Linked DNA regions of Homo sapiens: region 2 is linked to region 1. The links are chromatin loops, found by intact Hi-C in ENCODE. Cell type or tissue: mammary epithelial cell. All regions are shown on one strand. Each heading gives the region's core, and the rest is flanking DNA. Links, peaks and the distances in the headings are about the cores only.

What was found. Hi-C counts contacts between places; a loop is a spot of excess contacts. Peaks named below come from ENCODE experiments on the same cell type or tissue, not always from the same donor. Only the 100,000 strongest peaks of a DNase experiment are listed, where the experiment ranks them.
Region 2: it touches region 1 in a loop (26-fold over the local background); 12 of 110 quality-filtered maps call a loop at or near these places.

The regions. Positions count from the first base shown.
Region 1 is chr7:33,742,458-33,746,741 of GRCh38, reverse strand. No RefSeq gene overlaps it. Among named protein-coding and RNA genes, the nearest start is that of FLJ20712, 19 kb to the right of the region's middle. In mammary epithelial cell, for the core only: a CTCF peak has its summit at 2,286 (motif pointing right); a DNase peak (open chromatin) is centred at 2,941; H3K27ac peaks cover 1,206 bases.
Region 2 is chr7:33,458,288-33,460,787 of GRCh38, reverse strand. The region is part of intron 19 of BBS9 (Bardet-Biedl syndrome 9); the gene reads right to left. Among named protein-coding and RNA genes, the nearest start is that of FLJ20712, 270 kb to the left of the region's middle. In mammary epithelial cell, for the core only: a CTCF peak has its summit at 1,366 (motif pointing left); no DNase peak of the experiment used is centred there.

The DNA of each region.
Region 1 (4,284 bases), core at 929-3,428:
ACATCATCTCACACAGATGCATTCCTGGCCCCACCTTCACCCCTTCCCAAACTACTTTTCCCAGCCTGAACTTTGGAATTTTGCCCTGAACGTACACTGAAGAACACTCTGAAGAAGAGTCCCACAAAGTGTGTGCTTGTATTCACTATAAAAATGTTATGGAGGGTTGGGATCATCAGGAAAGATGTCTTTTTCTAGGACCTTTTTTACTGAGAGGAATAGGCTGCTTCTGAATATCCATTTTATTTTCATCTCATTGATGCTGTGGAATGTGTAGTTCACTCAAGTCTATTCCACATGCCTTCCTGGGTACCAAGCCGACCTCTCTCTTGTCTCCTTGTTGTCTTTCCAATCTTTATTTTTCCTTTGTCATATTTTCTGCAACTATTTCTAATTTGATTGCTTCTTGCTTCTTGGGCATTTATGCAACACAGGGTGTAAAGAGATAAAATATGGTAATTGATGGGTTGATTATGGAGTTTTACGATGGGTACCAACCCCATACCTTGGCAGACACTGATACTGAGCTAATGTGGAGCTTCCCAGAGTTTTGTGCATTATGGTACACACAGAAAATGATGATGTTGGTATGACTCATTCAGGAAAAAGGAGGAGATTCCAGAGCCAGAGGAGATTGTTGAGGGATTCTATTCCCACCCCATCCCATTCCCTAAGGCGTGGGAAGACCATTGGTGGCATACAAGTTGAGAAGCCCTGGACCAGTGGAACAAAGATACTTTACTAAAGTAAAGCTAATAAAAGTAAATTCTTTCCCGACTTGTTCCTACTTCAAAAGAAATGCTTTTTTTCCCCTCAGGTAAATGTATATTATTTCAATATACTATAAAGAAAACGAGAATGATTCCCTAGTATGGAAGTTACCTACAGACCGCTGCTACCCTTACGTGCTTCTAGAATTTCTGTTCACCCATGTCCTTTTCCTTCTTTTCTTCCATGCTTTTTTTTTTTTTTTTTTTTTTTTTTGAGACAGTGTCTCACTCTGTCACCTGGGTTGGAGCACAGTGGCACGATCTCGGCTCACTGCAACCTCCACCTCCCAGGTTCAAACAATTCTCCTGCCTCAGCCTCCTGAGTAGCTGGGATTACAGGAGCCTGCCACCACACCCAGCTAATTTTTTTTTTCTATTTTTAGTAGAGACGGGGTTTCACTGTGTTGGTCAGCTGGTCTCAAACTCCTGACCTCATGATCTGCCTGCTTCAGCCTCCCAAAGTGCTGGGATTATAGGTGTGAGCCACCACGCCCGACTCCCATGCTTCTTTAAAAGCATCCAATCCCTTCTCAGAGCCTCAAGATGGCACCTTCTATTCATGGAGACCCTGGAATCTTTGGCTCTGCCTCTCCTAGGCTGGCTCCCGGGTGTCCTTTTCCTTCTGCTCCAGGCTCCCGGTCCTGCCTTTCTCTCTGTCTTCACCATCTCTTGGGTCCCTTCCTTCTGCCTCCGCCCAGACTAGGATTCAGACACCTCATCTCAATGTCTTATCTCACAGTGGCAGAGAGGACTCAGATGTTCGCCGTGCGTGTTTCAGTTTTCTGGACACAAGGCTAAGCTGCCTTTCCTGGCATGCCTGTATCTAGGTGGGGCACCACAGAGGGTCTCACCATAGCATGTATGTAGGGCTGGCTATGTCACTGCTGGGCCCAAGGAGTTCAGCACGTGTGTCTTCTTTACTCTCTCTCTTCCCCCATCTGCCAGCTGGACCACAGCAAGGTGACATTGAAGTCCCATTCTGGACATGGCAAAGCCACACAGTGGGAGAAGAATGAAACCCTGAATGACTGCACAGGGTAGGGCTCCCCACTAACTGCACTGAGCTGTGACATGGTAGAGAGATAAATGTATGTAGTTTAAGATAATCAAAATTCAGGGAGTTGCCTGTTATAGCAGTTAGCATATGCTAATTATGTACTCATTTTTTCTTCTGTTTCTAAAGAAAGGAAAAGCAGGCCCTTCTAACTTTTTCATTTTAAGATTATGATTACCAGTCACCAGGGTATATACCCCAGATACAGGTTTTTGTTTTTTTGGTGTTTTTTTTTTTAAAGGGCAAGGGAGGTTTTGGAATTATTAAATTCTTAGAACAGTGTTTCGCAGAGGGCACTTTGTGGAACACTAGTTCCCCCAGGAGTACATAGCAAAATTTAGAAAAGGAGGTTCTATGGCTTAATAATATTGGGAAATGCCGAATTAAAGGCAGTGGGCTTCTTTGCTACAGGCCTTCTCAGGGCCTTTGATAGACAGTTGTACATTGTCTCTCTCCACAAGGGGGCTCTGTTGAACATATTTGTCTCAACCCAGAAGACTAAAGAGCAAATTGGAGCAGAGCAAGAACTGGCTCCTTTCAGAGTGAAATTGGTACCTCTGGGTACCTTTAGAAGTAGAAATCACATTCTGCTGGGACCCTGCCCCAGCCTAGAGTGATTCACCTAAAGCAGATCTTTTAATGACCCCTCCCCCATAGCAGAGGACCCAATCTAGGGGCGCCTGTTCCATCATCCACCTCCTCATGTTGCATCAAACCCACCAAGGTGATGGTGGTACCACGGTCCCTGGTGAAAGCAACAAGCCCCTCCCACCTCAGGGCTGCTGGCGTGGAACCATCATGGCCTCTTCCCAGGAAGGCAAAGAAAAGACAGTCTCCAATTGCCCAACAGCTACTGCAGTTGAATAGTTGATGTGGTATAGCTAAAGGGAAGGTTGGTAAGAGTCATACCATGTGTGATATGAAGGGAAAGATTGAGGAAGGACAACCAAGTCCTCAGTAGAACAGAGGAAACCAAGTCAGCATGACAAGCATCGGATTGTGTACTTAGTGACAGTCTAGAGAGGGCAAGAGGTGTTGTTGCCCAAATTCCATATGAGCACATTAGCAGTCAACCGCCTGCAAGCCTTCCAGTAAATAGAGTGCAGCCTTGCGTCAATTTCTGAGAGAAAGACTGTCCGAACTTGCTCTGAATCACATCCAACTGAATGTTGTAACCCTACAGTCTTCAAGCCTCAACACTAACTCTAAACTGTATCACTTGCCCCTGCCTGAAACCCGAGATTCCATTTCCTGCCATGATTGCAGCACACAGAGCTCAGCAGACAAGTTGCTTGTAAGACACTTTTAAGACAAACTAAATGAGCATTTTAGGTTTTAATCTCATCTGGAAGATGGCTAGCACCAACACCAGGAGAAATCTCTGTCAGCTTAAACCAGAGGAGTCAATGTTGTCCCAAGAAAGGAAGCAGAATAAGGCCTGCCCTCAGTGGCACTCACCAGTGACTCCCCCATCTGTGGCACACTAACGGAGCAAAAATGCCAGCTGGCATTATAGAAATCATCCAACACCCAGGACCCTGGACTGCTCCTTGTGTACTTAAGAACTCAAGTCATCGTCTACCTAGATTTGGCAGGGAAAACTGAATGTCCAGGCTGAAACTGTACCTTTCATCTCTCTAGATACCAAAGGCCAGGCATTCATGCTCCTCAAAGTCAAACCACGCCTCAGTACCAGCATCATCCATGAATCCAGCCTCTGCCAGGGAGAAACAGTGCCTGGAACAGCTGCTGGGCCTTCACCAGTCTCACTCTCCCCACCGCTCTACCTCCTTTATTTGTGTTTCCCACAGTACTGGACACACCAAAGCACAATAGATCCCTGTCAAATGAGTGAAAACCAGGTGAAATACATGGAATAATGCCTTGACCAACTCTAGCTCCAACCAAAGTGCTGACAGTCTCTTTTGCTCCCCTTGGTGTCTTCATTGGATCTCCTAATTGTTCTCCAGCATCATCCTCTCTGAGTATATGTTACAGACACAGTTCCCAGGCCTGCCATTAGACATTCAGAAGTAGAGGCAGAGGGGAGAGCCCAGGAATCTGTATTCTGAAGCCTCTGCCCAGGAGACACTCTGCACATAGAGTGTGAAGAATGCTGCCCTAGGTTCCTACTCCCGGCAGCCTTCCTTCCATCCGGAGTGAACTGCAGACCTGCCCACACCCACTCACTTCCTGCTTCCCTGAGGACGCCCATTCGCAGGCTAGCCTCTCTCCTCTCTACCACTGCCAAACCAGAGAGCTCTGGTCTCTGAGAAAGGAGCACACCCTTCCCAGTCTTGCCCATAATCCCACCTCTACTGCCCCACCAGGCCATCGCTGCTGCCCACGTGTGCTGTCAGATGAGATTCTGCTGCTTCCCCTCCATGTGAGAGATCACACTCAATGTCCCCATTCTTAAAAAAAAAAAAAAAAAAATTCAGGTCTGTCTTCCCTTCACCA
Region 2 (2,500 bases), core at 1-2,500, 290 kb after region 1:
ATGTCAATGAATTCTTCGCTTTAAAATGATCAATTTTATGTCATGTGAATTTCATCTCAAATTATTTTTTTAAATGCTACATCACCAAAACTTCTGATGATATAGAGGACAGTAATGTTTGGAAAAATACAGACATTGACAATTCTATGTTTAAAAGTGATCCCAAATAGACTCTGAATGTGAAAAAAAAATTAAGAATACCTTGAACAAATTATTTTGCTTGTATTTTTCTTTATATGTCTATTTAAGTGTGATAAAACATAAAATTTTGTCTAAATCTTAAGAGTTTTTCAGTACATAAAAAATATTTAATAAGAGAAAATATTCATTTTAAAATCAAAATTATTTTCCCTTGTACCTAAAATGGTTTAAAAATCAACAATGCTACTTAAAGAGAAAACCCTGACAGGTTACGTCAATCAATTATGGGCATAGAAGACAGTTTTTGAAATAAACAAAGCAGTTAAAGATAAAGCCAAGAAATTCCAGAAACTATCTTAGGAGAATTTAAACCTTAAATTTCTACAGAGATATGAACATTACCCAAATGAAGGACTATCAGTTTAACGTAAATCACAATAGAACTCTTTTAGCCAGGTTCATCATTATGCAGATTTTCACACACTTCAGAACAAATTATCGATTTGTAGACAAGGCAGGATTAAGTGCCTTTCAGCTGTAGGAGGCTATGAAATAAAACTAAATAAAACTACATATGGTAAAAAGTGTACAATAACAAAGTCGCTTTAAAGTAACAGTAGTCTCAAACACCATCAGTATATTATAAAAGCAATACATTTTACAATCCATGTTATTGCAGGTTTCATTTAACTTATAAAGATTCATTTTGAATTTCAATATTACTTGGGTAATTAGAATGTTCCATGTAAGCTCAAACATAAGAAAAGAATTTTTAAAGTACACTTATATAATATATGGTAAAGACCAAGTTTTAAAAACTGGTCTCATTAACAAATTAAGCTTAGATTTTGGAGTTTAAAAAACTAAGTGCCAATAAGCACACCTAATGCCCAGATCTTGGTTTCTTCAATAAAAAGACCAGGGCTCCTTGGAGAAATGGCTGATTCCAGCAGGGGGCAAGAGATATATAAGACAAACCTGGAGCAGCATGTAGTGCCAGAGAGTAAGGAAGTGCTCAAAACAAAAACTCATTTTCAGTGCAAAGGCACTGAAATGAGATATTTTGAATATCTGCTTGCACAAACTGGCTATGAATTTGTAGAGACGGGCCACTTCTTTTAAATGCCTTTTAATTTCTTCCTATAGAGCAGAGCTTCTCAACCTCAGCCCTGTGGACATTTTGGGCTGGATACTTGTTTGCTGTGAGGGCTGCTCTGCCCTCTGTAGGAAGTTTAGCAACATCACTGGCCTCTACTTACTAGATGCCAATGGTATCCTCTCCCTTCTCCCCAGCTGTTACAATCAAAAATGCCCCCAGACTTTGCCAAATGTCCCGGAGTCTCGATCATCCCACTCCCAATTGAGAACCACAGCTCTAGAGAAATTTCCAAAATGCTGAGCAAAATAAAACATGATAGTTAAAACAAGCAGAACAATACCGCAAGATTCTGGCTGGCGTTAAAGAACAAGCAAAGGGAAGAGGGATCTCAATGGAAAGGAGTTCGTTTTGTCTTCTTGAGTGTTTATTTTCTTCTTTCCTCTTCAGTAATTGGCAATAAGGCCCTTTTAATAACTGGTTTAACACTGTACTCCTGATCCCCTAACTTCATTCCCACTGCTGCCAACAAGCCTCATGGCAGAAAAGAAAAAAGCCCTAGTGTTTGACACATTTCACAAAAGCTGTCCTTCAAAGACACTTGGTTGAGAAGTAATTTAATTAAAGACAAGGACAACAGCCTGCCAGTTAAACTCAGAAACACCAAATAAGGAGGGTGCTACAGTTTCTGGAATCCCATCTTTTCTGCTACTAATAAAACTCACTGAGCCCAGAGTACTAAAAGAATTGTCATAATGTATTCGGGGTGTGAAACTGAGAAATGTTCACCTATTCCAGTGAATCACTCTTCCATAACATTTGAAAAGAAGTGCAGTGTACTCCCCTTGGGCAAACACCTGTTTACAAACAGGAACATACAATTAACAGAGACTAGTTCCTTTTACACCCTGTGCCAAATTCACTGTAACTCATTTGGCTTCTGCCAGAATTGGATTCTAATCCTTTGTTCTAGACCATTAGCTATAATCTTTAGCTTCTTGTTTGTTACTTATTTTAGCAAAAAGCAGAGAAAGATTTTCCGCAAAGAAAAACTGGCACAGAATAGTTAATATAAACACTCCCCAAAGTGGTAAGGTAATCCACAAATGGACTAGAAATTTAAATGAAAGTCTAATTATATATACTGATACCATATACTCTCAAAGAAGAAATCTATGGAACAAATGAACAAACAGGTACATTGGGATGCTGTTCTGAAAACTTTATTCTCAAAAATACTAAAAGAAGCCTGTTTTTATCTTT